7 separate regions of the Homo sapiens genome follow, and all the other regions are linked to region 2. The links are chromatin loops, found by intact Hi-C in ENCODE. Cell type or tissue: heart left ventricle. All regions are shown on one strand. Each heading gives the region's core, and the rest is flanking DNA. Links, peaks and the distances in the headings are about the cores only. Region 1 has its middle 24 kb from the start of MEIS2. Region 2 overlaps LOC105370770 (a long non-coding RNA gene). Region 3 has its middle 35 kb from the start of MEIS2. Region 4 holds the start of CDIN1 (CDAN1 interacting nuclease 1). Region 5 overlaps CDIN1 (CDAN1 interacting nuclease 1). Region 6 overlaps CDIN1 (CDAN1 interacting nuclease 1). Region 7 overlaps CDIN1 (CDAN1 interacting nuclease 1).

Region 1 (4,332 bases), core at 253-4,252, 620 kb after region 2:
CCTGTAAACTCCGGCACTGGACTGCTCTTTAGCCTGCCTCCCTGAATCAGTTAGAATGTTTTTGGCTGCAAGTAACAGAAAACCCAATTCTAAGTGGCTTAAGCAATAAGGGAATAAAGTTATGCCATTGGCAAGAGGTGGGGCAAGCTCCATCTCTCATTCCCTTCAATTTTCTTGGCTCTGCCATCTTATGTGTATCAGCTTTATCCTCAGGCTGGCAGCCAGATGGCTGCAGCAGCTCTGAGCCTCTTATCTTCCCACAACCACACTGAGAGGAAGAGTGCCTGTTTCTCTTTCTCTGGATGCTGTTGTGGGAAGATGTGTGAAAAAAAAATTGAGAAGACCCCAGCAAACTTTCCCTCATACCTCATTTGAATGACTTTTTGGAAGGCTTAACCATGGATCCTGAGCCAATCATTGATTAGACCTAGCCCTAGAGTTGGGAACAAATGCTTTAACTGTTATGCTGATATACAGTGGAGGAAATACGGAATAGATTTTGAGAAGACAAAGTTTGCTTACTTTAAAGTATAATTGATGAGAAACTAGGTACAACTCTGGCAAAAATTGGGCTATGGAAATAGCAGCTCCATATTGAGTATTGTCTAACTGCCAGCTAGTATGCTGAGCATTGCATTTGAATAATCTCATTTAATTCTCATAACAATATGAAGTAGGCACAATCATTATTAGTGGGACATCCCTGTTTCCTAGATGAGGAAATTAAGGTTCTTAGGGATTCAGGAAATTTACTATGGTTTACAAAGCAAGTTAGTAGTAGGATTAAGGAACATAATGCTAAAACCCTTGTTCCTAAGAGTTTTCTATCTCCCAGGGAGGAGTCCTCTGATTCATGGGTCAAAAATCAGCATGTAACAAATTGGTTAGTTACGTGCATAAAAATAGCATCCTGTAAAGGGGTTTACCTGATAGATAGCTTTGGGTAGCATACTATGGGGCCCAGTGAATCTGTGATGTTTGGTTTTCAAAATTGAGGAAATAATAATGATATCAACAGTCATGAAGAAAATGATAAATTTGGGAAAACATGAACTCTTTTAGACAGAGTATGTTTGTTTAAACACATCAATAATAAAATATGACAGCAAAACGTTTTTGTTTAAAATAAAAATATTTGCTTTCTAAATAAAAAATAACTACAAAAAGGTTAGATAGCAATTTAGTAGCATTTGGAAGGAGATCATATCACCTGACGGATTATCTACAATTGAGCTATTATGAGAAATTTGTAAAAAAGAAACATGTTGTTGGCTAGATGGGATGAACTGGGACCTGTGTTTATTTTTTTGTGTAGAATAATTTAGTAAATTTTGGGACAACTTTATCATGCAATGGAAGGCAATAGGTGACCAGTGATTTCTCTACAGCTTAAAACAAAGTTTAAAAATTGAGCATGAAGAAAAGTAAGGAAATCTGCAACTATCGTATTGTAAATGCCATGAAGTATTTTTCTATTTTAGCTGCTGGCATGAAACATAAATATTTGAAAAAATTTTTTGGCAAGGTAGGGCAGTTAATTGTTTGGATTTTCTTGGAAATCACAGTTGAGTCCAGAAATCAATTACAAAAGTGGTGTGCTTTGCTCCATTTTTTTTTTTATAACAACACTTTTCATTTGTTTCTGAACAGGTTTTGCAAGAAATCCATTCTATAGGCAGATGGCTCCCTGCTCTGCTGTTTTGGAGCTTCAATCACTAGTGACATGCCTGCAATCCACAAAGTCCTGGGTGTCTCCTTTAGCTATCATCATCTGAAAGACATCTAAAAGGGTTTTTTAGTGCTTGAGAGAATTAGGTTTCATTTCTGGCATTCCACAATGTAAGTGGAAAAGTTGATCCACACTGACATGAAGGGCTCAATTCTGCATGAACTTTTTGTTTTTCCACCAGAAATAATCCTTTCCTTTTTTTCTTTTTTTGTGTAAGGCTCAAGTTCATTTAAAACTTGTTGACTCTTTCCTAGAGACATATAGCTGAGCAAACTAAATCCGTCCCACTGAAACTGACATCTATTAGCAAAAGGATGATTATTTTTAATACTAGAGACATGTTTACAGAATGACTGAACTTGCTAAGCGGCAAAATACAGAGTGCACTGAGACCAAGAAAAGTCAATCATCAACCACTCCTGTTGTTTTAAAATAGACTTAATATGCTTTTAAAAGAGTATTATTTCAATAAAATAATCCACAAATAAATACAAAACAAAAGGGCAAATGTAGAGACATATTGCAAGTAAGCATGCATACCAAAAAGGTAAGTGCAAATTAGATTTGAATATTCATGAGTCACAAATCATTGACAGTTTGAAATAATGCAAAACAGCTTTATAAATGAGGTTAAGGCAAGGGACATCAAAGAAATGCATCGTTAAATCAATAGCAGTTTGTGCATATACTTGTAAATTGCGGTTACAAGTTTTGTGACATGGGAGAAAAAATACTGTGTATCTGATGGAGGAAGACACATAAATATTCCTTTTGTATATTGTATTTTTGCAATTCGTCATGTACTTGGAGCCCAGCCAGGTAGAGAGTGGTTGGACATCATATTCCCTCACCAAGACAGAGTTTTCTTTTCAGAGACAGAGTGTCAGGCCTATGCCTGAAGAGCGCTTGCTTGCTCTGCTAAACAATTCAACATGCAGTGACTTCTGTAGAGTTGCTTTCCAAAATAAAGATTAGCATCTAGCACACATGACTTTAGAGGCTGGTCAACTTTAAATCTCTTCACAGTAAAATAACTTCAATTGTAGAGCATACTGTCTAGTGGTTGTTTTCCTATTTGGCAGGGAGCAGATGAATTCAAAGTATAAGAACAATTTGTAAAAATACTTTGGAATGATTAGAGATGTGTAGCCATTACTTTTAAAGGCAAAAACTGCAACTTTGCACCAACCTAATACCTTATAGGTAACCTTGTAATTTAAATAAAAACATTTTTATTTTTGTTCAGCAAGTAACTATTAATTTGATGCAGATCTTTTTTGTACCAGTGGCTTTTTGGTGTGTGTGTATGTGTGTGTGTGTGTGTGCATGCACGCGTTGCATACGCATGCAGTGTGCGTAAGAAGAGTTGTTTGAAATGATAGGACTTACAGATCAAAAACTTGTTTAGGACTTACCTTAAAGCAGAATCATTTCCAACTGATTTTTTCTCATAAGTTTATATTTGGGTTACTATCTTTAAGTTATGATGTATTTCTTCATGATACTACTCTGCAAGCCTCTTTATTGCTTTCTGTCTGCTTTTTTTGATGACTGAAGCTAGAGACATCACATGAAAATCATGGCATACAGTAGCACTAATTTTTGGAAGAGGCTGGGGAATTGTGGTCTGTTTAGAAAATTAATCTATATCTTCTGGCTAGACCATGTTTCACAACAGACATTTAGATTTGGGAAGTGAAATGCAGATGAGGCATAACCAGAAAGAGAGGCCTCTGTACTGTTGCCAATTTCCTACTCCACTAGGAAAGAAGCTAAGATGACTTTTGTATGGTTAATAATCAAGAATATCCATGATTTCCAAAAGCTATGGCCTTGAATTTTTTTTTTTTTTTTTTTTTTGAGATGGAGTCTCGCTGTGTCACCCAGGCTGGAGTGCAGTGGTGTGATCTCGGCTCACTGCAAGCTCCGCCTCCCGGGTTCATGCCATTCTCCTGCCTCAGCCTCCCGAGTAGCTGGGACTACAGGCACCCGCCACCATGCCCGGCTAATTTTTTTTATTTTTAGTAGAGACAGTGTTTCACCGTGTTAGCCAGGATGGTCTCGATCTCCTGACCTCGTGATCTGCCCGCCTAGGCCTCCCAAAGTGCTGGGATTACAGGTGTGAGCCACCGCGCCTGGCCGGCCTTGATATTTTTTAAAGGTCTTTATGTGATGTCTGCAATTATAATTTTTCAGTATTGATTCAGGGCACATTTAGCATTATATTTGTAAGCCATATATTGTTATATTTGTCCTATAGCTAAACATTTCTTGACTGTCAAAAGTTATTAACTCATTTGATCTTAGGAAGTATTTCTATTATTCCTTTCAATAAATGCTTTGTCATGATATAGTATCAGACTATTTAAGTTATCCAAACTTCTTTTATTAATTGATTAGCCACAATATTTGATTTAATGATTACCAGTTGTAGGGGTCTATACTGGCAAACACTATTGTTTTTTTTTCTCTAACTAAATTTATTTCCATTAAGTCATAGTTACTAAACTTTCTTGACGAGGAGGATAATTTACAACAGCTATATACTTGATGATTTTGATTAAGTCTTTCTATGTATGTGTGTGTTAATATATGGTTGGTTT
Region 2 (4,332 bases), core at 110-4,109:
TTAGACAAATGAAAATGAAGCAGCATGACATGAAGTCCAAAGGAACGTTCTTATACATGCCTCAACTTTGGTTTTTTGGTAACTGCCCTTTGGAGACTATCCTTTATTAAGGATCTTAATGAGGGTTCTGCCTGTATTTTTCTCCCAAGAATGTCAAATAAGGTTCGAAAGCAAATGTAAACTGTAATACAAGTGACACACACTAAAAATAGCCCTATAAATCTGTTCATTTTGTTTAGATAGTCTCCAGAGTTGTAAAAAGTAGGACTGTTCAGCTTTATTATTTGTTTTGGAAAACCTAATTCTGTAGAGAATAGGCCACTGATAATGCTATATTACTTTAGAGGAGATTTATTAAGACTGTCTCTAGATTTAATTTTTTTAAAATAAAGAAACTCTTTCCTGTTTTTATTTTCCAAATAATCTACAAGATAATTAACTGAATATAATCTATAATATTAAATAAATTTTCCCATTTACTCATTAGAATTAAGATTTTGAAAGGCACATTTATCTAAACTAAAATTAATTAAAATTTCAAATAGAATTCTCATTCCTATTAACCTGTCAAATATGTTGCGTTCAATGTTTCCAGTAACAGAACAACAATATTTATTATCTAACGTACCATAAGTTTTTAAAAATAACTCCAGGAGAACATTTTTGGAACACTTACAATCTGAATAGACAACTAAAAAAATCAGACATTTCTGTGTGAAAAATAGCTATTGTAAATTAAAATGGTTGAGGGAGAATATATTTTTAGAAAACGATGTCATTTGAATTTGAGAAATTGGATGTCAGGGCAAAATTGAAAGAGGGGGTGTGAGCTCCATCATTTGTTAAGGAGGTTTAGAAAAGTAGTTTAGAAGAGGTTTCTCTTGAGAAAAAGTTTAGGAGGTTTAAACCTTTCCTTTACCCTTTCCCCATGGTAGTCAGTAGGATCTCTTGGATTGGCTGGATGACTTTGCACTCAAGCCAAGATTGATTGCAATCTAGAGCTTTGTTTTTTGATATCTTATCCCAATGGAGGCATGTATAAACAGACAAAATGACTAAATTGGGCAGCAATCTGACCTTTTAGATGAGAGGCAGTTCAAAAACTACATCAAATTCTCTTTGAAGAAACAAGAACATTGTCACTGAACAGAACCTTACAGCTTAGTTCTTTTTTCTTCCACACGGCCGAACTGTACCCTTGAATTATTAAGAAATAGGAGTTTCCAGGGCTTTGGGCCTCCTTCCCACCCCAACCCCTCCCAAACTCCCTTCCCCCTGAGTTCAGAAAGAAAAAAGTGTTGCTATTCATATGATAATTGTCAAAACCATGACGAGGGCCAAACAAGACAGTGCCAAGAAATCATTAGTTCAGTATACATCTCAGATTTCTGTAATGTTCAGTTAATGGGCTGGATTTCACCAGACCTTTTTTCTTGTAAATTCTCCTTAGTTTGCTTTTAGCCATCTTTAAAAAGAATTGTGTAAGCCAGGTTTTTAGTAATCCTTTTTCAGTGAAAGTTAATTTTTTTAAAAACTGAAATATTGTTTTTGACAAGTTCTTACATTCCATTTTTATTATATACATTTTGAAATTACTAATTCAGAAAACTAAAATGCTGTACTGAAAAATTTCCCAACACCATATTAGAGCTGAACATTGTAGCTCAAGCACATAAAACACAGAAGGGAGATAAAATAACCAAAATATCTTTAAATTTAAAAAAAATTCTGATTCATGTAGAAAGAAGGATAACATACAGGAAATTTTGAGAACATTTTTTATTCATTCAGGTAAATGTTGATGCAAGTCTGTTTTTACATATATGAGTTAATCTAATGCTTCAGATATTATAATGTCATTCTATCTTTTTAAATATTTTATAGAAATATGTCACCATGGAAAAAGCAAATATTACAATGAGAGTAACCAACCAGAATTTTGAAAAGCAAAGGAAAAGGAATAGTGCAATTTTTGTTTGTAAACCTATTGACATAAATAGTCTGACCTGTCACAAATTACCTTTTAGCTACCGTATGTTATGTATAGAACAGTCAAAACTGATAACATTTTGCTTTCATCAGTTTTGTGTTAGGATTCTGAAAACCTGAAATGTTGATTGTGGCGAAATAATCAAATGTATCTACATAGCATGCCTCCCCTGGACATGTTTACTCTGGTAAGAATTCATAAATGCAAAACTAGGCTAAAGAACAGGGTTACTGCTTCTAAAAGGCAGCTCATGGGTTGTTTAATAGTATTTTAAATGTCTGCTAATCGGAGTCACAAGAAAGCACAGAAGAGTAGAGAATTGGTTCCAGGGCAATCACACAGTAGTCAAGAAGATTAACATGCCACTAGGGGACAGCAGAAAGTCACAGAATGAGGTAGTGCCAGAGAGACCAGAACAAAAGGCTTTTCTTTGTCGAGAGACAGACAGAGAGAGAGACTAAGATGTATTTCCAAACTAAAATCATTTTACAAGTATTCGTAAGTGTATTTTTAAAAAGCAGTAGAAAAATATTTTCAAGGTTCTATTTTTAGATTGCTAAGCTCTGTGTACCAGAATGTTATAAAATATACATAACTATCATCTTGGCAAAATAAATTCAAATATGGGCTATTCTATTTTCTGCTTTTTAGAGTGAAGAAAAGTTTCAAACATCAGGAAAAAAAAACAGCGCATTGCAAAACATATTAGACTGAACCTATCGATGACAAAATGCAACTGTGAAATGTTGAGACTGTTCATCAAAGCTGGACATAAGCAGGATCCATTCCATTTTCAAAGAGGTAGAGTGACTGTCTGAAAAAACAAAAGTAACTAGAAAATTGATAAAACTGACCGAGTCATCTATGCAGAAAGTTGCTTATATAGACCCATAATATAATACATTTGTGATCATAAAGCACAATTTTGATTTTGGAATTGCAATCATAGTTCAAGGCGAGTAACAATTTTAACCTCTGTAATTATTTTAAAAGCTAATGCACATCCTTTAACAATTCAGTTTGCTGAAATGGTCACTTATGCTTTTGTATTTATACACCTAAACATCATCTAAGTGCAATAGATTTTACAATCCCAGGTGATTTACCTAGACTGCAACATTGTTATCAAATGATAACCTTCTAAGTTTCTTGAATTCATGGGTCATATTCCTTTGTTTGAGCTGCATAAAACCTATATCACTGAGCAGTCACTTAATATCTCTGATGATAAGGATGTTAATGAGTTTTGTAATACTTTTCTGAGTTATTTCTCTGTTACAATATTGCTTCTTGAATGCTATACATTGTTTATTCTTGTTTTATGTGGTACACATGTATTATTTACTTACCAGATAATCGCAGTTTTCCCGTCATAAAAATCAAAAGGTCGAAAAAAATTTGAGAAATTTGAGAAAAATATTTGAGAAATTTAGTTCATTTTCCCATTGTTTTTTATTTCATATAAAACTGGGAATAAAATATGGCAAAGCTGTTTATTTGCCCTATTTTTATTTTTTGGCCCTATTTTTCATATTTAAGGATTTCAATTGCACAGTATTTTTTAAAATTTCTGGTGGCTGTTATGTATTGTACATAAAAATATTTAGAATTCTTTTCTTACCACCAAAATATAATTTTGATTAAAATTATAAATGTATTCTAAATTCATGGCATCCTTTCCATTTTCATTATTTTGTCTTTATTTAATCCCTTTCTTTTTTCTGTAATATGTTTTCCTTTCTGATCAAGTATCCTGACTCTTATGCACTTCTGGAATTTAGCACTTCTTTCATCTCAGATGGACTTTATCCCTAGATCCACAATTATTTATTTTTTGTTTCTTTTCCTGGATGGGTTCCTGTGTTATAGATTGCATTCTCTCTTTTTGTTCTGCAATTTGGACTAGCAGACTACAAAAATAATAATTCAACACATGTTAAATCCTGAAGATCCTCTCCCTGCACGGTGGAGAAGATCTTCCTAATATCTTGCTGAAATCCCCATCTACCACATTTAAGACCCTGCTGTCTGGTACTATTCTCAGAGGAAACAGAGACCAGCTGTTCACCTCTACCTGCAAAGGACTGTGTTCCTTCATGAACTTGAAGACTGCGATTAATTCCTTCCAAGTCTTTTCTTCTCCAGACTAAACAAGGCCAGTTTCTTTACCCTTGTTTTATTGGTACTATTTTCCAACACTTGAGTTATTTTGCTGCTTCCTCTGGACCTACTCCAAATTCTGCACATTTGGCATAAATGTTAGGATGCTAAAGGACACAACAGGATAACAAAGAACAGATTAATAATGCATATAAAGTGAATGATTCTATTTCCTAAATTCT
Region 3 (4,332 bases), core at 65-4,064, 630 kb after region 2:
TTTAAGAAGAATTAATCTAATTCTCACTATTAATATTCTTCCATCATTTGATTTTTATTCTTGGACATGTGGATGCTATAAACAATACAATGTAAGATTTATAATGCTTTTTTTCTTTCTTTCTCTCTCTTTTCTCCTTTCTTTCTCTTTCTTCTTTCTTTCTTTCTTTTCTTTCTTCCTTCCTTTCTTTCTTTCTTTTCTTTCTTTCTTTCTTTCTCTCTCTCTCTCTCTCTCTTTCTTTCTTTCTTTCTTTCTCTCTCTCTCTCTCTCTCTTTCTTTCTTTCTGTTTCTGTCTTTTCTCTCTCTTTCTTGTTCTATGTTCCCTTGCATATAGTGAGACACTTCAGAGAACCCTATTTTTTCTTCAGACACATGAAGATGATGTGAATATCAAAATGATAGCGAGGACCCAGGAAGAATAACGCATGAAATAATAATAGGTTAACTAAACTCATATACTAGGTTCTTGGTAAGTATGTAGTATATTATTAATAACTACTTATTTACTCAGAAATCATGTTTGTTTTTTGGAAAATACATTTTCTGCTTCAATTTAGAGTAATACTTAGTTTTCTTTAACTATTGAAAAGGCATTAGCAATATTGTATTGTATGTTATACTTAATGGCCATTGCCAAAGCTACACAGAAATGTGTAAGATGGTTAATTAATAGCATTAATTTTGCCTTATTATTCCTTGTGATTCCAAACACTAGAAAATACCATTGATAGCTTAAAAACTGTTACATATGGCTGGAACCCAAAGTTATTTTTTTGCCATCATTGTAAGGGATACTGTGCATCTTATATATCTTGATATCCTATGTACAGAAAGTGACATCTACTGGAGAAAGCAGAACTGAATATTTACTTTCCAAACTATTTTTTCTGCCAAACGTCCAGACAAGTTGCACTATCTTCAAGATTATCTGAAACTTGTAAAACAAAGAAAGATTTTACTTAGTTCAGTATGGTGTAAAGGCTGGTTGGTTTTGATGGTCATTTTCTTAAAGCTGCCCTGTGGGAAACTGGTTATGGGGCCCACACAAATTATCTCGTAAGAAACACTATTGAAGATATCTGGAAAACACAACTACAGCACATTCCCTTAAGAATGAAACTGAAATTCTAAATAACTGTAAGCCATTGAGTGGTGGATTTGAACAGGACTCCACTGTAACACTTTGTCTGAAAACCTTTCTGGAAAATATGTAACTTCTTTACATGGCCTGGAAATAGGAGTTGTAAAACAAATATGAGATTAGAATACATAATATCTTTCAGGTAGAAAGACATTCCCCTATGCTATCTTGTAACCTAATGATTATTTGTTCATGTTAATAAGATGTGTCTAACTTCATGATCTAATCAAACTGATGTTCTTAGGGAATGGGGGAATACTAACCAGGTGTTTTTCACTTGTGGTCAAAACTAAGAAATGACCTAAAGCCCTGAAAGACAGAAATGATAACAGCTTTATACTTATGACAATAATTCCCATTCTTTACGTAATCACTTTCTCTTACATGAAGGGCAAAAGCCTTTCCTATCTTAATGGAGGGTACTGTGGTGGCCATTTTCAAGACTTTAATGAGTGAGGCACAGCTACATTTGGCTGGTTCATGAACATCATAAAACTATAATAATGACTAGAAGTCCTGTTTCTTTGATTCTAGTCTGTTACCTATATGATAAAGGTTGCTTCCATATTTAGATTACGCTATATAATCCTCCGTAGTTTAATGTCAGATTTTCTACATATGACTGTTATTATTATTATTTTAAATTTTGATTTCATTTTTGTAGCAATGCTCTCTCACTCCCTCTGCTGGCCTTGTTAATTAACAAAACCAGTGCCTAAGTAGTCCTGATGGGAATCAGTGATACCAAGTGGATGACCCATAGAATGCACTCTGTTTTGTGTTGGGAGCCAATCAGAAAATCACGTTGATTGGCCTCCGTATGAAACAAAAAAGGCCAAGAGAAAATTTGTTGTGGGTAGTGAAAACAGAATAGCATGCTTATTTTTATAGTTTTAAGAAAGAATTTAATGAAAGGGATACTTCACAAATCTTAAAAATGTGCTATTTTTCAAAGGAAGAATACCAGTTACCCACATTCTATTAAAACATATATGTACTTAGTAAAAGGCACTCAAAACAAGGTGTATCAATTTTGTATTTCAGTGTTTACACACTGGAGGGTTAAATGAAAGGTTGTCTGGCTTCACTGGTAGGATTCTGAACCTGGATTAGATATACAGCTGTCCAATGGATCAGCTTCCCACATCCTAGAGTTCCATTATGGAGTTACAAAGAGAATGACAGCACTTGGCAAGTCCCAGGCCTAATCATAGCACAGAGAAGTGACTTTTGGAAGGTACATTACTAAGCAATTAGGACCCATTTAATAAATTACCTCTTATGGAACACTTTGAACCCTAGTGGTCTGAAGAGGTTAATGCACCTCTCACAACTGAGTGCTACTCAGTTTCCAGGGGTAACTTCAAGGCCACAGCTAATCCAAACCTTCTTCTCATCAATGGCCTCTTACTCTTGAGCCACTTCTGTAGTCTGGCATCAGTAAGCCCACACACTTGCACTACTCCCCTCTGCGTGCCAGATGCTTCATTTTCTTGCAGCTGAATCCATTGGGCGCAGTGCTCATGAGGCCAAAAGACTTTGTGCTGCACATTAACTTCCTCCTTGGGCTTTCATGCTTCTTATTTGGGAGTCTTTCTGTTTCTCTTATTTATAGAGAGTTTTAACTTCTGGATTTAGTTTAAATGTTACATCTGATGTAATATACTTTCCTCCAAAATTGTTGAGTAGCAACCACATTTTAAATGAATCCAATACACAAAATTAGGCTTTAGGATATTATTAAATTTGTAAAAAAAAAAAAAAAAAAAACCCACAGTAGATGTATATTTGTAAACTGGAATCTTAACTATGGTTAGACACTAAGAAAACATTTAAAATATAACTGTAAGGGAGAAAAAGCTTTGTTTGATGCTAGAACATAATTAGACGTTTTAGGGTTTTATTTTAATTTAAATTCAACTTGAGTTTTTGGAATGAAAATGCCAATGAGACACTAAGAACTTTTATTAAAAAAGATGGCCAAAAAGTCGAATTGGAAAAGATAGAAATATGAAAATATTCCTGTGCATTTATAATGGCTGACATTGCTATATCATGTCATTGGTCTGCTGAACGATATTCCTGTAAACTATGATCAAAATCGTCATGATTTCTAGCACATTTATTTAATGTTTATTCTATCCAAGTCTCTGCTGAGAGCCACAGGAGACGAATAAGACAGGGCCTATGGCTTCAAGAAACTTAGAACTGTATTGTAGAGCTAGGATTTAGGTACATAGAAAAGTAAGCATAACAAAGGGAAGATTACAACGGATGCCAAGTTTGTATTCACACAGGAATTCAGAGAAAGAAGCGGAGTCTCTGCTCAAGAAGGTTTGATGGAGAAAATAGAATTTGCTCAAGTCTTTTGTTAAGATTTTGATAAGAAAGCTAAAAATTAAAAAATAAAATGCTCCAACATTGAGAAGTAATTGAAGTTGCCTTTACTGTGTTTGTGAATGTATTTTGTGGGATATGTTTGAGGGGAATATGTTTGGGAAGTAGTTTTTCAATACAAGAACAGACATTAGTGAGCTTTGTGAATGTTGTACTTTATTACATACCGGAAAAGAAATAAGATGAAACACATTTTCAGTCAAATAACGTAATATAATATGAAAAGTATTGCTTGTTGTCAGCCTGATAATCAGAATATATTTTAACTTTTTTTTAAAAAAGCTAATAACTATAAAACACCAAGATAAATTTTCCTTGAACATTCAGTGATTCACTGGATGAGTCATACATTTTAAAAATTTCTGCTATTTTCAGTGTACCTTGAAAATTTTCCATATTGTAAACTATGTTTTCTTACATGCCTATAAGAAACAAAAACCATGTTTGGAAATCCAGTGTCTACTTGAATCTGGAATATTAATGCAATGTGGGTTTATATGGTCTGAAAGTCTTGTATATTTATGCCATGTGAGTTGATTAGTATCTAAACTTTGAAAAATATTCAGGGTAGAAAAATTATAAATTATTTGTCATGTCAGAGTTTAAAAGGTTTGTAGAAAGACCTGGGTATTTTGTAGCACACAAGATGTGATATGCCTTGGGTGTGACTTCCCTGGTTGTGTTTTGAAAGCAACCTCTACTTTAATAAGACAGTTGTGAATCAACAGTCAAACTAATTTTTGATTACTGGTAAGTGAACATTTAAAACTGGAGCCCCACTTTTAGACGTGGTG
Region 4 (4,332 bases), core at 187-4,186, 79 kb after region 2:
TGTACTAATGTCACACAATCAGAGCTAGATGCAAAGCATATGGGAAGAAAACATTCTGATGTCAATATTCAGGAAAAACTATGGTTGTTAAATTCAGGATCCACTGTTGGTATTGGATTTTGAGATGCCTCAGAAAATTAAAAGTAGTGAAGTTTTTAAAAACCAAGGCTAAAAGATTCTTTGAAATGTACAATATTCCCTTTAAAAAAAAATCCTTAACCTTTGGCTTAAGACAGTGTGACTATTTGATGTAGTAATTAAGCATTACTGAAAGTTGGCAAGAGCACTGACTCTGGAACCAAATTTCAGGAGTTTAAATCTTACTACTGCTACTTATCCTCATGACCTCTAGAAGTTCCTTAACCTTTTCATGTCTTAGTTTTTTCACTCTGTACAAAAGGGAAGAGGAGGATAACAGCAATAGTACCTGCCTGGCAGGAAGTTATGAGGATTAAGCGAGTCTGTGCATGGGGAGCCTGTAAAACAATACCTAGTAAACGCCCTGTCCATTTTTATCAAGTAGTCTTACTTAGCCTATTTATTTATGGCCAAAACCGCAGTTGCTCTTGCACCAACCTAATATTTCACATAGACTATCCTCTAGACACCACGCTATATAATCTTTTATTTGTACCAGCCTGTTAATCTTAAAAACAGCCCATGCCCGGGCGAAGTGGCTAATGCCTGTAATCCCAGTACTTTGGGAGGTAGAGGCTGGAGCATCACTTCCGGTCAGGAGTTTGAGACTAGCCTGGTCAATAAAGCGAGACTTCATCTCTAGAGAAAAATTTTAAAATTAGCCAGGTGTAGTGGCATGTGCCTGTAGTCCCAACTACTCGGGAGGCTGAGGTGGGAAGATCGCTGGAGCCCAGGAGTTCGAGGGTGCAGTGAGCCACGATGGAGCCACTGCACTCCAGCCTGGGCGACAGAGTAAGACTCCATCTCTACATCAAACATACACAAATAAAACACCTCCATGAATTAAATCAGTTTTACAGACAAAAGAAATGAGGCTTCGATGGATTAAGGAATTTATTCAAGGAGGTATATCTAAAACTTCCAACCCAGGCATTATTCCAGATGAAAAATTTTAAACCACTTACAGGTTCTCTAAAGTCTAAGCACCTTTGCTTTAGTTTGCTTAAATTGTTGAAATCAGAAGAGAAACACAACACATGACCTTCTAAGAACCAAACAGATTTTAGAAAAGAGATTAAATGAGGGACTGATATCCCAACAAATTGCTTTAGGAGAACTGAGATCCATTCACAATACATATAGAAAATAAAAAAAGATTGGCTCATTACTCCAAACATTTATTGAGCGCCTACTATTTTCTGAGAACTGGGGTTACAATAAGATGCGATTTTAGACCTTGAGCAGCTAACTGCAAGGAGTGAAAGTGACTTTTTTTTTTTTTTTTGAGACGGAGTCTCGCTGTCGCCCAGGCTGGAGTGCAGTGGCGCGATCTTGGCTCACTGCAAGCTCTGCCTCTCGGGTTCACGCCATTCTCCTGCCTCAGCCTCCTGAGTAGCTGGGACTACAGGCGCCCGCCACCACGCCCGGCTAATTTTTTGTATTTTTAGTAGAGACGGGGTTTCACCGTGTTAGCCAGGATGGTCTCGATCTCCTGACCTCGTGATCCGCCCGCCTCGGCCTCCGAAAGTGCTGGGATTACAGGCGTCAGCCACCGCGCCCGGCCAAAAGTGACATTCTTTACTGCCGGCTGTTTGATGACGTCGGATTTGTTTCAAGTCTGTTTCTCAACAAGGACAAAACTGCCTTCCACGCGATGTACAGAAGTTGTAGGGCTTCCTCAACACAAGCCAAATTATGTTTACAGCGACCCTAGTGAGTTTTCCTGCTCGGACCATGACAGACTTGGTAGAGTGAAGACATGGTTTCTCGGCAGGCCAGTCCACGCTCCGAGGAGCGCTCAAACTGGCGCGTTAGGAAGTGTATTCAAATCGCGCGCTCTGGCAGGGGCTTTCGGGGGCTCACGCTGAAGGATCGCGGGGCACTCGTGAGACCTGCCGCCTGGTCTGTGCGTCAGGCCGCCCTGGCTTCTAGTAATTGGGAGAGTACAAAGCATCCCTTGTTGACCCTTTGATCCTAGGTGGGCGATGCCCTGGATTCCTACCTGCCTACTGAAACTCTGGCGCGGCGCCTTTCCAAGGGCGGCCGCTACTTCCTGGTTGGTTTGCCCTTAACTGACATGGCGGCTAGTTGCCTTCGGCGCACCACTGCGGCTGCTCAGTAAGCCAAGCTAGGGCACTCTGGTGTACAGCCAGTCCCCGCCGCGGAGGTGCCGGTGGAGCCTGGGACCGGGCGAGTCTCCGCCCCGCTTTTGCAGCTAGGGGTGTGTTTCAGGGGGGATTGGGGCAAGCCAAGCAGGCGAGGACCCGGGCCTGTGCCGCTTTGCCTACCCCTCATCCCTCGGCACCAAGGCTACTTGAGCCCCAGGGTGTTTTTTCCTTGTTCCCGCCACCTCCTGGTCCCTGGCCCAACATGATACTGACCAAAGCTCAGTACGACGAGATAGCCCAGTGCCTAGTGTCTGTGCCGCCTACCAGGCAGAGCCTGAGGAAGCTGAAGCAGAGGTTTCCCAGGTAAGTGTCCATCTCTCCCCTCTCACAGCCCTTTGCCTGCAGCAGCAGTGCCTGGGCCGCCCAGGCAGCGCTTAGGAACCACGTGTCACACATGAGTGGGGAGGAACACCAGTGTCAGGCGTTAGGAGGTCGAGGTTGGCGAAAAAAGGTTTATTCTTTCACTCGCCTTCCACACAAAACTCTTAACGGTGAGTTCATGGCAGCCTTCCAAGGCCTTGCAATTAAATTCAAGTCAACAGATATTTATGGAAAACGTGGTACGTGCTAGGTGATGGGTGAACATAGTAGGTGCTTCATAAATGACCAGAGGTTAATTGACAGATAGTAGGAATGAATGATGGGTGGGAATATGAATTGTAGATTCGAAAGGAGCAAATGGAGGACCCTTTTCAATTGGCCGTTGGAAACAAACAAGGGAGCATAGAGGTAAAGCGGCTTCATACTGTTTGACTGTGGCTTGTACTGTTAACTGTGGAATTAAGTGACCTCAAGGGTTCTCAATCCAATCAGAGAGCAGGGTACCCAGGGATTCCACTCTTGGGTCATTGGCCATTTGAACAACCAGATCTAAAGTTTCTCCATATATGTTATGCATACACACATTCCGGGTGTATTTCATACTTCCTCCCCCAAACACTTCTTTTTTCAGCGATTTTAGAATTATCCAACTTTCTAAGAAAGGACTTTGGGAATTATGTAGATTTCTCATTTTAATGAAGTGGAAACTGAGACCCCAACATTACATGAGGAACCAGTTGAGGACAACCAGGTCACTGTATTTATGTTGTGTTAAAAGCAGAGAATGTTTGTTTACTTTTTTCCTAATGAAAAACCAAATCCAAACCTGTACCATTTTGTTTTGTGGCACTGAGCATGGTTATTCCTAATGGAGAGCTTCCCCATCCTTGACGTATTCAGTCCCTGAACAAACACGACAGAAGTAATTTCTTGAGAAAAGAAAGGTAATTGGATAATAGGTATCAAAGTACAAATTGAAGCATAAGTTTAAGTTCTGTTATGACTTTGCTTTTTGAAGGACTTGGTTTTCCTAGTCTGTAAAATGAAGGAGTCTCTTTTCAATATTATCCAGATTTGATTTAGGGCAATATTTATCCCTTTATAGCCTTTAGTATTTTATCAGACTTGCTAAGAAGGAACAAAATTGACACATAATTTAATTTTCTGTCATTAACTCTTGCCAGTTCTGCACATGAACAGTGAAATGGGTGAAGACTGGTCAGCCAAGGGAATAGGTAGATTTTTCTGGGCAGTTTTAAGAAAGAGCATACATTTTGATATTCTCCTCTCACTATGTATGCAATCACTTGTAATTTTGCTTTTTTTTCTCTTCCTCTCCCTCTTTTTCTCTTTTTCGTTCTTTTCTCTAGCAAATACCTTGTCTTCTCTATAATAAGTAAGTGTCTGTTACTTTAATCAACACTTACAAAAGCCTCCCTTCTGTCTGGTGTATTCTCTTATGCTCTTTTCTTTCTTATTCATGATATACTCAAATCTTTTTCACTTCTCCCAAATGCCATACAGGGAATAAATAACAACTCTCCTTCCACAGGAAACTTTATTTAGAGAGAGCTGAACTACTAATCCGCAAAAGAAGGGATTAAAGAGCTATTTAGGGCTGGGTGTGGTGGCTCACGCCTGTAATCCCAGCGCTTTGGGAGGCCGAGATGGGAGGATCACTTGAGGCCAGGAGTTCCAGATCAGA
Region 5 (4,332 bases), core at 206-4,205, 100 kb after region 2:
CCATGCCTCTCCTATGGAGTTAAAGTTCTAGAGGGAAAAGAATTTGACACAGTGCTGTCACTGTTACATTTTCACAATAGAAGAGCATGCAAATATTGAACCTCCTGCTTAGCAATAGTGCCCTGTCTAATGTCTGTGCTGGTTAGAATAAAAAATCATGGGTGCATCTTGGGCTCAGAGATCTGACAAAGGTCATGCTATGTTGGGCATTTGAATTGGAAATTGTCTGGACTTAGATTTTATAAAGCTCCCACTGTTGTGTGTGGGGAGAATTTCAGCAGGGTTTTGTCCCTGGAGAGGCCTCTTAGGCCCTTTTCTGTCCTATGAATGAATTTAGATGTGAGGGTTACTCCTGCCTTAAAACTGTTAAGTTCATTTTGCATACATCCCTAGAGAGAAAAACTGGCAGATGCTTTTGTCTTGGAAGTGTTTAAAAGAAAACTGCAGAGCAGGAACAAGGGAGAAAAGGGGCCCTGTGTGGAGTCCCAGAACATTTTGGAAATGGCCAATATGCAGTTTTCATCAGTATGAAGGCGGGGTGCAATATGGTGCCTGTAGTTCACGAGGGAATATGAATGTTGATTAAGCATACTCCCAGGCTTTGAAATTCTGAAAGCAGTGTCAGAATAATGGATGTTGAGCAAATGTCAAGCATTTGTTAATTTCTCTGTTATTTGGAGTTTATCTACCATGATCAATCAAATAAACTAGTGCTTCTCTCTTGTGGCATGTGTCATTGATATGGTGATTAGGTGGCTAGAGAGACCTTCTGCTTTTTTTCCAGGTAACAGATTATAAACGAGTAGACAGAGCTTTTCAGTTAAAGATTTGTTTATGGCTTGGTTTAGTAGAAATTTGTATATTAACTGAATACTTTGGTGGCAGTGTGAAAATCCGTGGCCACATGTCAAAGACATAAATTCTGGGACCATTTATACCAGGAGAACTAGTATTGGAGGCATGTTTTCCATCAAAGTATAGTTTTCAGTAGTTTATGAAACTTTGATGTAAAACTGGACAAAAGAAATGGATCCTAGATGAATGCTAACCTTAACATTTGTAGATAGACTTTTCAATCCATTTTTATGTCATTTTTCCTATTTCAATGGTTAATTCTAAGTTAGTGATTGACTTTTATTCGTGAGTGAGAGTAAATTTGTTTCATGTGATTCAACATAATTTCTATTATTTTTAGGAAGTAATGCTACAGTGTTTTGATGTCCCAAGTAGGGGTATCAAAAAAAAAAAAGTAAAAGGTTCCTTTCAGAGTTTACTTAACTGTGGATTATTGTGCAGTGCTAACATTCTGCAGTGTGAGGAGTTGGTTCCCTTTTAGAATGTGAATGACTTTACCAACTGGGATTTCATTAGGGGTTGAGACTAGGTACGATGTGTAACTGTCCTACCCTTCAGCACGGGGTAACTTGGACTGAAAAGGGACCTTTATGTGAAATTTTAGTGGCTGGAATCAAGGTAGATTTGTGATTGGAGATTTGTCCTTTTTCTATACCCCATTTTCTTTTCGTAGTCTTAGGCTTGTAGCTTACATGATTCAGATGGAGACTAGTGTAATACTTACCACCCTTGACCATGTCCAACAGGTACCTCTGTGGTCTTTGGCATGGATATTTTTGCAAAACGACCTACTGAGGTGATCTGTCACCTATTATTAAACCTCATGAACTTGTTTTTTCAGGGGATTCACAACTGAGCAGCCACAGGGCATTGTAAAACCCCAGTGAACTAACTACTTGTGTGATTTCTGGAGCTCTTTGGTTTTCTCAGTCTGCCATGAGGTCACAAATATGGCAGTTTCCAAAGCAGAACATTTTTAGCTTCCTCTTCAAGCTAAGCTGCTTTATCTTAACTGTCTACATTAGACCTTTGCTTTTGGCCTTCTCTGGGACTGGAATTCCTAACCGTATGAGTAAAATCCTCGTGTCCTGCCTGGCACACAGTGCTAGTGAGCTCTACCATTGTACTGCCTCCAGCATCATAAAAATAGACAGCAGTGCTGATTGACTTTTCTGGGCTGCTCTCTGAAAATTCGTCATGAACCTGACACGATCATAGCATCACTGAATCATTAACTTGCACCATACACCAAAACACTCAGGGTTTTATCGATAGCAGCTCTCAATTTTTTTTTGTATTCATAGTGATAAAGCTACTATTATTCCTAATTGGGATTAGGAAGACATGAAAAATCTTGTTAGGGTGTTGAAAAATTATTATGTAACAGTAAGAGGGAAAGAGTTTGAATTTCACTTACTGTGAATTCTTAAGCGTATGTGCTCAGCGTGAACGCTTCCAGCCACTCCAGTGGAAGGGGCTGATGGTTTTGGTTGGTGGTGTGCCCTGTGCCTGCCAGGCTATCAGCGCCTGCATCTTGTCTTCTACTTAACTCTTCTAATGTCCTCCAATAACCAAACTTTTATTTTCCCTCACATGTATTGCAACTATAAATTAATGGCTCACAGTTTTAAAAGTGCTATAATGAATACTATTTCCTACTGCGGACACATTGTAATGATAGCAAAAACACTTTTGGGACTTCTCTTTTGGCAAGTATTTTTGGAGTGTGTGACACAGTGTCTTTGGTACTTTTGAGAATGGAGACAAAAGGCATTATTAAGTTTGAAAAATAAGGGGGCTGATGTTACTAGGTGACCATAAATTCTAGAGACATAATTATTTTGCCATGTGTTATAATTCAATAACAATAAATCCTTTATTGTATTTATCTGTGTTTCTAGACGTGGTGGCCACCCTGTATTTTGGTGAGATGTGAGATGTGACTGTGAAGTTGGTTTTCTTGTGTAACTGGTAAAGTGGTTCTAAAGTGATTCTTAAAGATAAGTTGGGCTGGGCGCAGTGGCTCACGCCTGTAATCCCAGCACTTTGGGAGGCCGAGGCGGGCAGATCACGAGGTCAGGAGATCGAGGCTCGAGCCATCCTAGCTAACACGGTGAAACCCCGTCTCTACTAAAAAAAAATATATATACAAAAAATGAGCCAGGCGTGGTGGCAGGCACCTGTAGTCCCAGCTACTTGGGAGGCTTAGGCAGGAGAACGGCGTGAATGCGGGAGGCAGAGCTTGCAGTGAGCCGAGATCATGCCTCTGCACTCCAGCCTGGGTGACAGAGACTCCGTCTCAAAAAAAAAAAAAGGTAAGTTGTGTTTTTGAGCCATGGCAGCATCATTGGTGCTAAATATACAAATCACACTCCTCTGGGATTATTACTTTGGCCAAAGATAATGTGAGTAAATTAGCTCCTTCTTTTAGCTGAAAAAGTTTATTTTGTTACTTTATCCTTGTACTTAGTAAGTGCAGACTCTCCTTCCTTAACTATTAGCCCTTATTTTATGCCCACCTTTTCTCTGTGCTCCCCAAATGTAGACTGACTACTCAGAAGCTAAAGACACATTCCCTTTAACTAACCTGTTTCCGTTACCCGTCTCTCTGGTGGTTGTTTATAAGGCAGGCTTCTTAGAGGAAGAAGAAAAGTAAAGGGTTAGATAATCTAACTAGGCAGTTAATCCTTGAAAACCAGAGTGGTAGCTCAATTTAGGATTTTCAGTTACATTTTAAAGCATTTCTTATTTGCTTAGAAAGGGAGACTATAGTAATTTTTGAATTTTATCCTATAGCTTACAAAGCATTTTCATAAAACTTTCTCCTTTTTCTGGTGGTAGTGATGGAGGGGGTTGGAGATACTTCTTTAGGCCTCTATTTGGGATAGGGTTTGAAATAGGATGAAACTTATTTGCTATTTATTTTTATTTTCTTCCTGTGTTTCTTTCTGTATCATATAAGCTCCTACTCTCCTATTATATCATTGAAACTCATGCTTTTTATCAGAATAAAGAGGTAAAATTCTTCCTTGTCTTTGGAAGGGACTTATACTTACTGTAGAGTTGGAGGAATCACTACAAAAGGCTGAGTAAAACAGAGAACCCTGAAAAAAGAGTTATTGTCCATTTATTTAGCACAGTTTCTGTGGTAGGGAGGCAACATTAAACATTATTTTAAAAACTGCATTTGTGAGATATTAATAGATGCCTTGGTTTGCTGCAAATTGGTTAAACTTTTTTTTTGGTAATATTTAAATCATAGAGATAGGACTTTTAGTAACTAAGTGTAGGTAAACACTATTTCATGATCAGTAATTATATATCTGGTTTTAAAGCTGTTTCAACAAAATGTTATTGGAAGACAGATTTTCTGCTACAGATGTTAAAACCTTTGGAATATGTGGGGCTGAAAGGACCAGTTCGGGTGTGATCTTAAAATTGGGCAGCTTGCCTTCTGCTTCAATGCTTGGTTCCACC
Region 6 (4,332 bases), core at 93-4,092, 140 kb after region 2:
AACAATTGCAAAAGGAAAATTCCCACTTGGGAAGAACATTTTTCAGGTTGCTTCATTGCCAGGTGTTTGACATTGTGTGTTGTCTTAGACGAATAAGGCTTAGGGCAGTCTTTAGGAATGATTCACTCCAAGGACCTCTGCTTCCTGCTGTGAAAGCTTGTATTTTCATAGCACGCCAGTATCGGTGGGAATGTTCCAGTGACCACTGTGCTACTTCTAGTAAAGACCAAAGTTTTCTCCCTGAAACTGGGATACCTGTAGAGGAGAATACCTGTCTGCTAACAAAATTAATTTCAGAACATTCTCAATGAATGAAGTGCATGTTCTCTACTGTTTATGAGACTGAACTGTGTCACTTATTAATGGAGATAAGCCTTGCTTTCTTGTGGTCCCTTTTAACACCATTGCATTCTACAAATATGATTTACAATGATTCTAAAGTTTAAAAAAATCAAAATAATGTGATAGTTGCTTTGAGCCCTATCCATATTTTCCCCTTTCCTTTTTTCTCTCTCCTTGACCCAGCGGCAGGAAGCCTTTGTTTGAGGTGTTCATCTGGAACAACTTTTCCACACTTGTTTTCATGTTCTGTTAGATTACAGGGCAGCAGGCCTACCTTTGAAGCTCCTTTCTCTTTTGTTTCTTTGCCGTGCACTCCAGTAATTAACTTTGTCCTTCTTTTATTTGTTCCAGTCAATCGCAGGCCACTCTGCTGAGCATCTTCTCCCAGGAGTACCAGGTTAGAAGTTTTCTCCTTTGTGAGGGTTGACAGGTGCCTAATTGAATGATGAATGTCCCTTTATTTCTTTGTAATTGAACTGCCAGCTCTCTGATTGGGTTGGAGGATGTTCTCCTTTCCACATCAAGCACCGCCTGCGTCTCGGTGGAGGCCTGCCAAGCCTACCCATCCATCTGTCTAATAACATCTAGCCTTTGCTTATTTGGTGGACCTGTAATAAATTATGCTAAACCATTATTATTCTGACAATAATAATTTCCCTGTGTTGCGTGGTTCCATGTGCTAAATGTTTGCTGACTTGCACTGTCAGTGCTGCTTTCCATTGCTGACAGAGATGATGATAAATGACCATTGCTGGAGTGGCAGAAGGCAAGAGAGGCAGAAAATGGAGTCATTTATCATGAGATGACAGGTGTCAGTCAAGTGGCAAGTCTCTATGGAATTACTTTTTGTAGTTTTCAAATAAGTTGTTTTTAAGCAATGTTCTTCCTGGTTAAAAATGGCAATTGGATTGTAAAACTAGAGTGCAGAGGACTTAGATGGAATTGAATCGAGGGAAAATTAATACAAAGGTTGAAAGAGGGAACAAGTTTTTCTTTGCCCTCTGTAGCCCTAAGCAAACTTATTTAGATTCAATTACTATGACCCTGTTGGCTTTTACATATATACCGTACCTTGTGGTACAGTCTGAAGACATCCCAGCCAAGCAATAGAGATTAAAATGCATAGGATCATAGAGTAGAAGGAAAAGAAGTCCTGCCATCACCACAATTCCCAAGCTGTTATTCAGTGTTCCCTATGTGCTAGTCACTGGGCTCAAGAAATAATGTCATTCTTGTTTTGAACCTCATCTGTGACATATCAAAGATTTTTTTGTGTTGTTGTTTTTTTTCTTTCAGAAACACATTAAAAGAACACATGCCAAACATCATACTTCGGAAGCAATTGAAAGTTATTACCAGAGGTATGACCTTCCTGCCCCACTAGAGGGTATCATAGTACCTATTAATTGTAATAATAATTATGAATAAGTTAGGTTATTAATTTTCTATGTCATATCCCAAGACATTGTGTTTTAAGTATTTTATTCAAAACTTTTAGTATGTTTTTGAATGAGTTTTCAAATGCTTTGTTTTGTAGATCTAAAGAGTATGGTAAGGCTGTCTTGACTTGTGTGTGTGTGTGTGTGTGTGTGTGTGTGTGTGTGTGCCCATACTATGTGAGATGTAGTTATAATATTATGAAATCTCAGTTGGCTACTTGAAACTTATTATAAGTGCATATCCTGTCTAAATGCATATGCTCATATATACATATATCTACATATATTTGAAAGTTCTCAAACTAATTTTCATTTCTTAGATTAGCAAGTTGAAAAAAGAAGATTGAATTTGGATGTCATTTTATTTTGCATCATAGGTATTAGGATATCCATTTTAGAAATGAAAAAAGATGTATCAAGTAAAGGCATTTGGAGATATATTGTAGTGTATAACGGTCACATTTTAAAGGGGATTTTGTATTTTTAAAAGACAACCTTGGGTATTAAATCAACAGCATAGTATCCAGGAGATATTTTAATTTCAGCCTAATTTATTATAAATAAATTTCAACTTCTTGTTCTGAAACAATATTTAAAATAGCTCTGTTTTTTTATTTTAAAATTTGTATTGTCATTGTAATATGACTGAATAATTTATAACACTAAATGGTAATGGTTTGCATTAGAAATTGTTAGTTGGTTTCTTAAATCTTTCAGGGGCACATTGGCAATGAAAACTGTTTGAAATCTGCTCTTAAATTATTATACTTAAGATTGACAGATGAACCTTTCTGTGGTGAGAATGACACCACTGATTTTAGATGAATGATTTTTATGCATAAAAATTTTATGAATGAAATAAATATGTGGATAAAATATTGGTGTCATGTTTCGGTAATCATTTTATTTAGAATCAAGAAAGGGATATTGAACAGGAAAGTCACAGAAGTTAGATTTTTTAAAAAAAATTATTCACTGCTATATGTGGTAAAAGATATGCTTTGTTTTGAGTAGTAATACCTGTCAAAGAAAGATAACATGCACTCATTACACACACACAGACACAGACACATACACACACACAGTTTTGTGTCTAGGAGAGATCCTCTCTAAACAAGACTTTGTAAAGTTTGATGATTTATTCAAAAGTCATAACCTTCTTGGTGAAATTGACATTCAAATTAAAGTCATAGCCTAAATTATACATATGAAATTAAAAATGGCCCATGAAGTGCTGTGAAGCCTGCAACCGTGTTGGCATCCAGACTCTTCAAAGAAGCACTGAAGGTTATTTACATGCCAAAAAATACATTCTTGTTTGTAAACATTATAGTCCTAGGCTGTTATATAAAAGTATGATTTTATGTCTGGATTTTAAAGGCTTGTAATGTATACAAAGGAAAATAGAGCATTTTAAAGGAAAATGTGCTCTTTTCCTGGAAATTCGGAGATCCACTGACAGGTAATGGGGCTGCCTTCTGATACTCATTTGCCTCATTGTAAGGAGGTTGTTTTAGTTATTAATACATGATTTTTAGGATCACTAGGTGCTGCTATTTCAAATCTAAGTTTCATTAAAAAGTATATCTAATTGTTGAAGTATGAACATACTTTTGTTGGATTATCTGGGTAGTATAGGCCATAAATAAATAAATATCTTTTTTTTTTTTTTTTTTGAGACAGTGTCTCTCTCTGTCACCCAGTCTGAGGTGCAGTGGCACGATCATAACTCACTGCAGCCTCAACCTCCTGGCCTCAGGCAATCCTACTGCCTCAGTCTCCTGAGTAGCTGGGACTACAGGTGCACACCACCATGGCCAGCTAATTAAAAAAAAAAGTTTATAGAGACAGGGTCTTGCTACTTTGCCCAGGCTGTTCTTGAACTTCTGGCCTCAAGTAATCTCCCACCTCAGCCTCCCAAAGTGCTGGGATTACACGCCTGAGCCACTGTGCCTGGCCCAGAAATAAATACCTTTAAGTATACCCAATGATGAACAGTTGAGTGGGTAATAATGAGAATACATAAATAGATTTCTTTCAATTTATTTAAATATGACAGTCTCAATTATTTCGAGGAGTTACAGCATTTGAAACAAAAACATGAAGTTAGACCGTAATGGGCAGTCTCAGAAGAAAGCAGTCTGACCACTTTCTGACTTTACCAACCTGCTGTCTGACTTTCTGCCCTGCACTTTGCACTTAGGGACAGGCCATGTTGTTACCTTTCAGATGGATTGACCTCAGTAGCCTTTTGTTGGAAATGTGCAGGTCAAATGTTCCTGTCTGTGCTAAGGTAAATTGGCTTTAAAAGGTTTTTGTTTGTTTTCCAGCAGATTAGAATAAAGCCAAATTGTATTTGTTATATCAAAATATATTTAAGCAATTTGAAAATGTTAATGGCAATTTAATTTAATTTTTTTCTTTTATAAAGTAATACTCAGCTATTGTGAAAATTAAGCATATTTGTGATAGTATTTTTTTTTTTTTTTTTTGAGACGGAGTCTCACTCTGTCGCCCAGGCTGGAGCACAGTGACGCAATCTCGGCTCACT
Region 7 (4,332 bases), core at 172-4,171, 94 kb after region 2:
TAGAAATGCTCTAGTGGTACACCCGAGGGTTTATCATGTCAGAAATTATTTCTAGAAAAACTCAAGCTCAGATGTTACATTTTCATTTGGTAGTTATTCCAGTATAAAAACAGAGGGAAGATACCTAATTGGTAAGTTTCTTCAGTTTTTGGTGCCTTAGAGTCCTTATTTATAAAATGGAATTGTTATGAACTTGAAATAAGATAATACATATAAAATGATTAGCACGGTTCCTGATACTACACTGGTTGCTACTGCGGTTATATTATTGGAACCATTACTTAATCATGGTTGCTTGTTGCAGTGGTATTTATGGTTATGATAGTTAGACTCAGCATATTAGAACTGAAAATATTTTGCCTAAAACCACCCCTTTCCAAGTATTTTCTTGTCTACTTTTCTCAAATGCAACCACTCATATCTGGAAGCTGTTTTACTGTTTTGTCTCAACTTAGTAAGAAGGGGGTTATGCATTTATGAAAGATACTTGAGTGAGTACCAGGTTTAGAGTCAGGGTTTCTCTATCAGGTAGTAGCTTGACTCCAGTAAATATGTAAGTTCAGGTGTAAGTCTTCCAGGGCAAGGAGATTTTATAGGATACCCTAGATCATCACGTCAGTGTGAACATTGATTTAGTGTTCAATATAGGTATTAATCAAATTTGAAGAATGAAAGTTTTTATTTTGTTGTTATTATTATTGTTATTTTTTGAAATGGAGTCTCGCTCTCACTGAGGCTGGAGTGCAGTGGCGTGATCTCGGCTCACTGCAGACTCCACCTCCTGGGTTCACAGCATTCTCCTGCCTCAGCCTCCTGAGTAGCTGTGACTACAGGCGCCCGCCACCACGACCGGCTAATTTTTTTGTATTTTTGGTAGAGACAGGGTTTCACTGTGTTAGCCAGGATGGTCTCGATCTCCTGACCTTGTGATCTGCCTGCCTCGGCCTCCCAAAGTGCTGGGATTACAGGCTTGAGCCACCGCGCCTGGCTGAATGAGAGTTTTTAAAATGATCTGAAACCATTCATCATACTAACATACTGATTGTGAAAAGACCTTGTGGTAAACACAAAGAAGTTGCATAAACTCTTAAAAAGAATGGATTGATTATTCCTTAAGACTTTGGTTTTACTAATTACGATGTATTCTAGAATGGTGCCTTCAAAGTTTTCTTTTAATTTATCTTATTTTTGCAGTTCTGCTAATCACATAATTGTAATAGTAATGAATTGGGCAAGACAGTAATTTTTCTCCTTTAGTTTTCATTGTATCATAGAGCCTATCTTCCTCTAGGTTCTAGATCAAAGAGAGGGTTTCAGGTTTAGACCTACTTCAGTTAAACTGCTTAGGCCAGATTTGAATAAAAGTATTAAAACAGGTGAGATGTTTTTGCATTAAAAAAAATACCATTCAAAAATTTGAGTGACACTTTGAAAAAAAGTTGCCTATTCCCAAAGACTATGGAAGCAAAAGCATAATTATGCTATAGATTATATTTTAGGGACAATTATTTGCCATATAACTCTTCTGAAGCATGGAAACAAGACTTGGTTAGTTGTATTTCCTCTGTTAGAGGTGTGTAAGGAGTCTAGATTTGGTTCATAGTCATGAAAAATATTTTATTCATGTGATAGCTTTTTGGACGATTGTATTCTGCACTGTATTACAATGGCACAATAAATTGCTGAATATACTGTCTGCTGAATATGACTTTACCATGAAAAATTTGATGCATGGAGAAGGAAAGGTTGGAATATATCAACCTTTTCTGACAAGGGACTTTGAATTTTGACCTAATACAGATGACCTTTGTGCGCAATAAAAATGAGCTTAATCTTGAGGTTAAGGTTGAGGTGAATGGCAGGACAGTGTGGTGGAGCTTACACTGACTGGAGGTGTATTGGTGCCTATGTGGCTATTGGCTAAATGGGAGTCCGGCACTTAAAATTTTTTTTTTTTAGCATTTCAAGAAGCTTATTTATAGCAAGTTGTTTGGCTCTTTAATACCACCCCATTTCCTCAAAGCTCAGCTTTCTGTTTAGTTGTGGTAAGTTCATCTGTTTTTATGAAGTTTACTGTTTCTGAGTAAAAGGTATGACTGTGCTTTTATTTATTTTCTGTTCCATAGATAAGCTATAGAGAAAAAAATGTTCTTATGGCTTATGGAAAAGACAACTGACATATGTAACCTTGGAACTGAAAATAAATGTTCTTTTAAGAAGATTTTTTTCTTTGACAAGTTGAACTTTTGTCATCTAACTTTGGAACTGTCAGGAGAATTTTTAAGCAGTTTGTGCCTTTATCTAGATTATAATTAAGAGAATGTGTGGGAATTATTGTCTTGAAAGGCTTAGATGATTTACAGAATGGCTATTGCCTTGGAAGTTCCTTTGAAGTGCATTGGCTAATACACTTACATTATAATATAATATAATATAATATAATATAATATAATATAATATAATATAAAATAATATGATGATATAATGTATTTTTAAGGTTTTGCCCACTGTACCTAGAAGGAAAATTGTTTTAAAACATGAATTTCTCTATCAAATATTTTATTTTCAAATACCTCCACTGATTTGTCATAAAAGAAATTACACCTTAGTGAACATCAGGAAAAAACCTGCTCATGTTATAGTACCTGAACACCTATTGAATAGTCTGCCCTAATAATTGGTTGAAACAACAAATAGTTGAGGAGAGTGCCAGAGAGTCTAATGGAAAGAACTTCTACTCTTTTAATCGAGCCTGCAAAATATATTCCCTGGGACTGATCAGCTCTGAAGCACTGAGGTTTGATGATTGGAATGGCAGGAAACCATGCTTTCAGGACATAACGAATTGACGAGGCCATCCATCATTTGTTAGCATACGCTGAAAACGTGGGCTATGTGTGCAGAGGCCTGTGATTTAGTAAATACTTGGGAGATGAATAGAGCTTACACACAAGGGAAGATATTGCTGTCCTTCAGCAGCCTGAGACCCAGGCGCCTGCTGAGAAGGCCATCTGACGGCATATCATCAGTAACTGGCCTGTCACAGTCAGCGGTGCCCACCGACCATTGCCAGTATATTAAATGCATTTTTAATATCTGCTTCAGTAGATTTAATGAAGAAAATTTAGTTTCCATACTCCGAGCACTGCTTCCTCAAGTATTCTAAAGAATGAACTCCTTGCCTACACAAAAAAGAGGGAAGACCATGCTGGCAGCTAGGAGAGTTGATTGAAAAGGAAACTCAAACAAAATAATTGCTAACAAAAAATATATTTAGTAGAGTCAGTATCTTGTTGATGTGAAAAAAAAAAGCTCATTTTTTTTTTTTAAAGAAGTTTTGGATTAAATTTTTAGCCCCTAATTCCCTTTTCTCACAAGCCCTCTCCCTAGGAGGATTCGACCTGCTGGCAAAGGAATATAAACCTACTGCTCTGAAAGGAAATATTAGAGGGGGAATATTATGGTTTGGCATAATTTGCCAAATTTATGGATAGAAAGACTCCATTTTAAATTACTTTGTGTTTTGGTATACTACTGTTGATTCTTAGGATTTTTGCATGAAGATATAAAGTGGAGTTTTTCTTAGTTACTTCCAAATTTTTGAATATTGAACTTTACTTGTAAACTTATTAATTAAGGTAGTAATTTTTGCCTGGTATGCAGAACAGTTCAAAATGAATGTAAAAAAAATTAGTTGCCAACTTGATATAAAGTGCTCTTATGTATTTCTTATGCTGTAATGTTTCTTTAAAAATTATAATTTTTAAATGTTCTATTTTCAAATTCAGGCAAAGTGTGTAGATTCATTCTTTTAAATGAGTTTCAATGCTGACATTATTTACTACAAAACAGCAAGACAACCAATTAGATGTAGTTGCAAACATGCACTATAAACCCCTCTTTAAAAAAAACAAAAAACAAAAAACAACAACAACAAAAAAAACCCAGAATATGCTCTCATGTTCACAGAAGAAGAAGCTACAGAATGGGACCTATAAATCTGATTCCTGCATGTGTCAAAACAGTAATGTATTAAATGCATATTATTATAAAAATTTAAGACATGTCTTAAACACACTTACATTTTTATAACACGTGGCAATATTAAATAATACCTTTCCTTGTTAGCATCTGTTTGCCGTCATTGTTGGCAAGACCTATGATTTATTGCTTAAATTAATGACCAAGACCATTTTGGACCTGATATATGCCCCTAAGCTTATTACATCACTAAATAAAATAAAATGTATGTGCCTATGACAGAGTTATTTTTATAATTGTTTATCCCTTTAAGTGCCCTATTCGGTGATTCACTGAAAGGTTCATAATGGT

The links. Peaks named below come from ENCODE experiments on the same cell type or tissue, not always from the same donor. Only the 100,000 strongest peaks of a DNase experiment are listed, where the experiment ranks them.
Region 1: a loop joins it to region 2, with 4 times the contacts of the local background. A loop is called at or near these places in 51 of 110 quality-filtered maps.
Region 3: a loop joins it to region 2, with 4 times the contacts of the local background. A loop is called at or near these places in 49 of 110 quality-filtered maps.
Region 4: it touches region 2 in a loop (2.8-fold over the local background); 6 of 110 quality-filtered maps call a loop at or near these places.
Region 5: a loop joins it to region 2, with 5 times the contacts of the local background. A loop is called at or near these places in 5 of 110 quality-filtered maps.
Region 6: it touches region 2 in a loop (2.4-fold over the local background); 7 of 110 quality-filtered maps call a loop at or near these places.
Region 7: it touches region 2 in a loop (2.2-fold over the local background); 6 of 110 quality-filtered maps call a loop at or near these places.

What each region holds. Positions count from the first base shown.
Region 1 is chr15:37,122,772-37,127,103 of GRCh38, forward strand. No RefSeq gene overlaps it. Among named protein-coding and RNA genes, the nearest start is that of MEIS2, 24 kb to the left of the region's middle. In heart left ventricle, for the core only: no CTCF peak of the experiment used is centred there; no DNase peak of the experiment used is centred there.
Region 2 is chr15:36,498,913-36,503,244 of GRCh38, forward strand. It overlaps LOC105370770 (a long non-coding RNA gene), which reads left to right. Exons shown (of 4, transcript XR_932113.1): 3 at 2,642-2,791. Among named protein-coding and RNA genes, the nearest start is that of CDIN1, 79 kb to the right of the region's middle. In heart left ventricle, for the core only: a CTCF peak has its summit at 2,360 (motif pointing right); no DNase peak of the experiment used is centred there; H3K27ac peaks cover 188 bases.
Region 3 is chr15:37,132,977-37,137,308 of GRCh38, forward strand. No RefSeq gene overlaps it. Among named protein-coding and RNA genes, the nearest start is that of MEIS2, 35 kb to the left of the region's middle. In heart left ventricle, for the core only: CTCF peaks have their summits at 845 (motif pointing left) and 1,815 (motif pointing left); no DNase peak of the experiment used is centred there.
Region 4 is chr15:36,577,353-36,581,684 of GRCh38, forward strand. It overlaps CDIN1 (CDAN1 interacting nuclease 1), which reads left to right and starts at 2,274. Exons shown (of 11, transcript NM_001321759.2): 1 at 2,274-2,609. The coding sequence starts at 2,509. RefSeq lists an enhancer at 2,393-2,512. In heart left ventricle, for the core only: CTCF peaks have their summits at 2,309 and 2,510 (motif pointing left); DNase peaks (open chromatin) are centred at 2,259 and 2,659; H3K4me3 peaks cover 2,459 bases; H3K27ac peaks cover 2,272 bases.
Region 5 is chr15:36,599,828-36,604,159 of GRCh38, forward strand. All of the region lies in intron 1 of CDIN1 (CDAN1 interacting nuclease 1), which reads left to right. Among named protein-coding and RNA genes, the nearest start is that of CDIN1, 22 kb to the left of the region's middle. In heart left ventricle, for the core only: no CTCF peak of the experiment used is centred there; no DNase peak of the experiment used is centred there; H3K27ac peaks cover 4,000 bases.
Region 6 is chr15:36,643,585-36,647,916 of GRCh38, forward strand. It overlaps CDIN1 (CDAN1 interacting nuclease 1), which reads left to right. Exons shown (of 11, transcript NM_001321759.2): 2 at 694-739; 3 at 1,639-1,703. Among named protein-coding and RNA genes, the nearest start is that of CDIN1, 66 kb to the left of the region's middle. RefSeq lists a silencer at 1-278. In heart left ventricle, for the core only: a CTCF peak has its summit at 1,724 (motif pointing right); no DNase peak of the experiment used is centred there.
Region 7 is chr15:36,592,874-36,597,205 of GRCh38, forward strand. All of the region lies in intron 1 of CDIN1 (CDAN1 interacting nuclease 1), which reads left to right. Among named protein-coding and RNA genes, the nearest start is that of CDIN1, 15 kb to the left of the region's middle. In heart left ventricle, for the core only: no CTCF peak of the experiment used is centred there; no DNase peak of the experiment used is centred there; H3K4me3 peaks cover 2,166 bases; H3K27ac peaks cover 3,681 bases.